2 separate regions of the Homo sapiens genome follow, and region 2 is linked to region 1. A link is an interaction called in ENCODE POLR2A ChIA-PET data of the cell type or tissue named here. Cell type or tissue: B cell. All regions are shown on one strand. Links, peaks and the distances in the headings refer to the core of each region. The heading gives the core; the rest is flanking DNA.

The links. ChIA-PET counts read pairs that join two places held together with the same protein. Peaks named below come from ENCODE experiments on the same cell type or tissue, not always from the same donor. Only the 100,000 strongest peaks of a DNase experiment are listed, where the experiment ranks them.
Region 2: POLR2A ChIA-PET joins it to region 1 with 6 read pairs; 1 of 35 experiments calls an interaction of 5 or more read pairs at or near these places.

What each region holds. Positions count from the first base shown.
Region 1 is chr3:5,015,184-5,018,096 of GRCh38, reverse strand. No RefSeq gene overlaps it. Among named protein-coding and RNA genes, the nearest start is that of BHLHE40-AS1, 37 kb to the right of the region's middle. In B cell, for the core only: no CTCF peak of the experiment used is centred there; a DNase peak (open chromatin) is centred at 1,366; H3K4me3 peaks cover 651 bases; H3K27ac peaks cover 1,613 bases.
Region 2 is chr3:4,587,619-4,590,531 of GRCh38, reverse strand. The region is part of intron 4 of ITPR1 (inositol 1,4,5-trisphosphate receptor type 1); the gene reads right to left. Among named protein-coding and RNA genes, the nearest start is that of ITPR1, 96 kb to the right of the region's middle. In B cell, for the core only: no CTCF peak of the experiment used is centred there; no DNase peak of the experiment used is centred there; H3K27ac peaks cover 677 bases.

The DNA of each region.
Region 1 (2,913 bases), core at 110-2,609:
TGTGGAGCCTAGAGCTGGGCTTTCTAAGGGAGAGTTGTCTCCTAGCCCTCTCCTTTCGCAAGCCGGTGGGTGGGGTTAGGGTGAGGCCAAAAGAATAACTTGGGTCCACCCAGGGTGTGGGAGGGAATGGAATCAGGGCAGATTAATTTCTCTTGTTGAGATAACTCTTTAATCGTCAATATAAAGTCTTGAAAGCCACTGTTCTAGGCCTTCTCCCTTTCCCTCTTGTCTCTCCCTGGGGTGCGGCCCTCTCCTGGTAGGAGTCCAGAGACCTGGGTTTGGCCCCAGAGCTGGGCTGTGTGACCTAGGGTAAGGGAAGAAAGCCCTTCTGAGCTTTTTAAATTTCTACTATTATTATTATTTTTGAGACAGAGTCTCGCTCTGCTGCCAAGCTAGACTGCACTGGCGCGAACTCGGCTGACTGCAACCTCCATCTCCCGGGTTCAAGCAATTCTCCTGCTTCAGCTTCCTGAGGAGCTGGAACTACAGGCGCGTGCCACCATGCCCAACTGATTTTTGTATTTTTAGTAGAGATGGAATTTCACCATCTTGGCCAGGATGGTCTCGATCTCTTGACCTCGTGATCCACCTGCCTCAGCCTTCCAAAGTGCTGGGATTACAGGCGTAAGCCACTGCACCCGGCCTCTGAGCTTTCTTTTAAATGGAGTAGGGGAGAGAGGAGTAGGAGTTATACTGATCTTTAAATCTTTTAGCATTTCAATCTTGCCTCTAGTCTTTAAAATAAAGCCCGAGCCCCTTAGCGTGACCCAACTTCTCTCCTGTCCACCTTCCTGCCTCCCAGTCGGCAGTCCAGCTCCTTGCCCCATATGGTGAATACATCCCACTTCAGCCGCAGTGGCCTATCTTCAGTTTTGTTAAAGTGCCTTGCTCTCTTTTACCTTCTAGTCTTTGGACTTGTCATTCTGCTCTTCCACGGAGTTTTCTAGGGTAATGCTTAAATCTATGTATGGTAGATCACATGACATCTGTTCACTGTGTGCCCTTGGGCAAGTTACTTAGCTTCTCTGTGCTTCAGTCCCCTCTTGCAGAAAAATGAGAATAACACTGGTCCTTAATTCATGGGGTTATTGTGCAGGTTGAATGAGATGATGCTTGCAGAGTTGTTTACAGCAATATCTAACACCCAGAAAGCAACAAGGGGAAACGTTCCCTGCCATCATTATGATTATTTCTGGAACGTGTTCACAATCAACTCTCAGGAATCAGCTCCGTTGTTACCCCCTTTCAGGAAGGCTTCCCAGGTTTCCACTCTCCAGCTCCCGTGTCTGCCCCTCCTCTGCCTCCTGACTCACCCTGGGTTCACTGCTGTCACCACCCTTATCACCGGTGTGGTAACTGCCTGTTTACTTGTCTAGCTCCTCTCAATAGATTGTCACTTCCTCAAGTCTAGAGATTAGAAACAGACCACATGCTGGCCTAAGCCACAGATGTGCTTTAGCTGGACTGGGGGCAGGAAGTTTGGAAAACTTTTAATAAGGTGTATTTTTTAAAACCGAAAAAAATAGTTTATTTTAAAAATGGGATGATTTCACATAAAAATCTGAGTTTCCAACTTCTCTTGGAAAATTAGAGACTGCAAATACAAGCCCCTGTCATTGCCTGCACCTGCGGGAGCATCGGCTTCAGGGGGGCAGGTGCTCCTGGCTTATTGCAGGTTCCACCCAGCCCGATTACTCACACTCTGCCCCCAAAAATAAGGTGATGACATAAGCCTCTCCTCTGAATCAGGACACCTTTGAGAGTGAAAGTGATATGTTATTAATAACCACAAATAAACCAGACAGATTAGGGAAAACTGGAAAACAGACTCCCGCTGAACTACAGAGTCGGGGGCTTTGACATCTTTGGGTCCCACATGACACACTTCCTGCCACATATATGCTCAATAAACGATCATCACAACAACTAGGGCATCTTGAGCATTTGCTTCATACAAACTTGTCCAATCCATGGCCCACAGGTCTAGGACAGCTCTGAAGGTGGCCCAACACAAATTCGTAAACTTCCTTACAACATTATGAGGCCGGGTGCGGTGGCTCACGCCTGTAATCCCAGCACTTTGGGAGGCGGAGGCAGGCGGATCACGAGGTCAAGAGATCGAGACCATCCTGGCCAACATGGTGAAACCCTGTCTCTACTAAAAATACAAAAATTAGCCGGGCGTGGTGGCGGGTGCCTGTAGTCCCAGCTACTCGGGAGGCTGAGGCAGGAGAATCGCTTAAACCCAGGAGGCGGAGGTTGCAGTGAGCTGAGATCTCACCACTGCACTCCAGCCTGGTGACACGGCGAGACTCCATCTCAAAAAAAAAAGTTTTTCTGCATTTTTTTAAAGCTCATCAGCTATCGTTAGTGTTAATGTATTTTATGTGGGGTCCAAGACAGTTCTTCCAATGTGGCCCAGGGAAGCCAAAAGACTGGACTTTCCTGGCTTAATGTATTAACTCAACAGCCCTCCCAGGAGCCTTATGAGGTAGAGACTGTTGTCTGCATCTTGCAGATGAGGAAACTGAGGCACAGATATATTTAATACTGTAACCTGTCTCAACTGCACAGCTAGGAAATGGGGAACCAAGACAGTTTGAGTCTTGAGTCTAGAGGTCGTGTGTTGGCAAAATCAATAATTCGCTCTTAGGGTCCTTCCCACCTCTACAAACCTCGGGTTCTTTTGATGTTTTTCCTCGTGTTTTCTCCTTTCCCAAGTCTCTCCTTTTGTCCTTTCCTCCTTTCTCTCTTGTACTCTGTTCTCTTTGTCTCTCCCTCTCGCTCACTCTTTCTGTTCCACCAACTCTTGCTCTCTCTGTCTCTCCCATCTTTGTCTCTCTGTGTCTCTAACTGTTGTTCCTGCTCTTGGGAACTCTCTATTTCTGTCCCTCTGTATTTCCCTTAACATCT
Region 2 (2,913 bases), core at 308-2,807, 430 kb after region 1:
TTATTATTAAGAAGAACAAAATACATGGAGAAGACCAGACTGACCGTTTACCAGGGATGAAGCATTCTTGCTTCTGTCCAACCAGGGCCAACTCAGCTATAAAAAGCCAGAAACACCATAATGCAGTCAACCACTGACTACTCTCATTCATCATAAATACTATTCATCATCTGCTTATGGCCAGACACTGTTCCAGGTATCAGGAATACAGTGTTCAACAAGACAGATAAGGTCTCTGTCCTCATGCAACTTAAATTCTACAGAGAAAGATAAAGAGCAAATAAGTAAGGAAGTAACACGACATACAGTGTTGAGAGTAGTACCTGCTATGAAGACAAAAAAAAAAAAAAAAAAAAAGCAAGACGAAGAGGAGACACAAAGGGGGGAAGCAGCTAGAGGGATAAGTTGGTAAGACAGGAAGGTCACAGAGGTCTCTCAGGGGTGGTGGCATCTGTGCAGAGGCGTGAAACAAGTGAGGGCATGAGTCCTGCAAGAGAGAATTCTAGGCAGGAGGAACATTAAGCACAAAGGCTCTGGGGCAGAAATGAGTTTGCTGTGTGCAGGGAACAGGAAAGCAGCCAGTATGGTTAGAGCTGAAAGAACCAGGAGAGCCCGAGATAGGCCCACTTCCAGAGGCAGGCAGGGGCCTGGTCTTCTCATACAGCTGTTCTCAATCCTGGCCGCATACCCAGAGATTCTGATCCAATTTGTCTGTGATGTATCCCAGGCATGAGGTTTTGTTTTGTTCGTTTTGCATTTTTTTTTTTAATTCTTCTGGGTAATCTTAATGAGCAGTCATCCAGGGTTGAGAACCTGGCTTGATTCTGTTCCACATGAGGTGGGAGGCTGGTTAAAGCAGGCACAGGATGACCCAAATGGCTTTATAAGGACCACTCCAGCTCCAGCCATGGTAGAAAGACTGTGAGCCATCAGGACTGGAAACAAGGAGATCCACTACTAGAAGGCCACAGCAGTCATTCCAGACTAGTGACACTCACACTGCAATTGCCTGCAAACTACCTGGGCATCTCCTCCAATGCATGTTATGATTCAGGGGGCCAGGAGAGGGGTTGAGATTTGCATTTCTAAAAAGCTCCCAGTTAATGTCAATGTTGCTGGCTCCACAGATCACCTTAAATAGCAAGGATCCAAACCAGTGTTTTTCAAGCTGCAGATCACGACTGAAACTGGGTCATGAAATGGGCCTCAACCACCATTTGTTTTTTCACGAAATAAGAGAATGAAATATCAGACTATACTGCAAACAGTAAAGGTAAGTACTGCTTTGTGAACCTTTTGCTTATATATATGAATATGTCTCCTAGGTTGCAGTTTTATATACACATATATGTGTGTATTTTTTTTGAGACACAATGAGACAGCATTTCACTATGTTGCCCAGGCTGATCTCAAACTCCTGAGCTCAAGCAACCCTCTGCCTCACCCTCCCAAGTAGCTGGGAGCACAGGTGCACGCCACCATGCCCAGCTGAAATAAATTTCTTGCTATGAAGTGCAGTCAAAGAAGTCTGGGAAACAATGGTCTGGGTAGCACAATGACGGTTTAGAGCAGAATGAGGGCTGTAGACTAGGTGGTGAGAAGTAGGCAAATTGGGACTATAACTGAAGGCCTAGAAAACTGGACTCAGATGGCTAAGATGTGACGTGTGAGGGAGGGAGAGAAATCAAGACACTACAAGCCAAAACAGTCACTATACATCACGATGGGGAAGACCAGGGATGGAACAGGTTTGAGGCAGGGAGACACTGCCAGTTGGAGACAAATTATGTCTAGTATGCCTGTGAAGTCCATTCAAGTGGAAGTGTCACTTAGAAAGTTGGAGATGCACATTTAGCTCTTGGGAGACAGATGGGCACTGGAGAAACAAATCTGTTAGTCATCAGCACATTTAACCTCAAGGAGTGGATGAGATCATCTAGAGAGTGAACACAGATAGAGATGAGAGCCAAGGCCGAAGCCCGGGACCAGCCCAGCATTTAGAGGTGAGAAAGCGGAAGAGAGAGTCAGGGAGATCCAGAAGGAACAGCAGAGGAAGTTCTGGAGAACCAGCAGAGAACTGTGTCTGCAAAGCCAAGTGAGAAAATGACTTCACAGCTGCTTTGAATACACGTTTAAAAACCCAGTGTAATATTAAAATACACCCCACTAACAGGCTTTAAAAAAAAAAAAGAAACAGGTATGCACATACGTAAGTACACTCAAAGAAAAAAGTCTGCAAAGTTACAGAGCATTCTGGTAATAGCTAGCTCTAGGGTCAGGAAGAGAACAAGGAACAAGCCTTTGCAGCAAGAATATGAGAAGACTGTATGCATCTACTTCTTATATAATAGAAAATCATTTCTTAAACCTCTTAATGATTCTGATATGCAGCAAGGTCTAGGGATCCCTCAGTGGGGGTGCTTAAGGGGACAGCTAAGCATCAAGTGTCAGATTGAACCAAATGTCTTTGAGGACTTTGTGATTTTATATGACTAATTTCATACCAAGAGGGGGGAAAATCAATACAGTCTTAACAGAGCAGGCTTGGCAGTAAATATGCTTAGGGAGAATCTCCCTACACAGCTTCTATTTTGGATTCCAGCAGGCTATTTAACAAAAGTCAGATGAGAGGTGTTAAAACCTCTGCAGAAGCTGTCTTTAAGAAGACTCCAGGAAGCATGATTTGCAGCCTTCAGTGACAAAGATTAGATACTAAGCTACTAATTAGCAATGCTTGTCTTTTTAACAAGTCCTTCCCAAATTGAGACAGTTTCTCTTTCAGTATCTTCCCATTTTGCTCCTTTTTCTCACTTTATCCTGTGGGCAATTACCTCCAGTAGGTTGTTGGAAGCCACAAATTCCAGCCAGTGTGAGACACAATCCACTAAATAGACTGAAAGGGTAAGAGAGTAC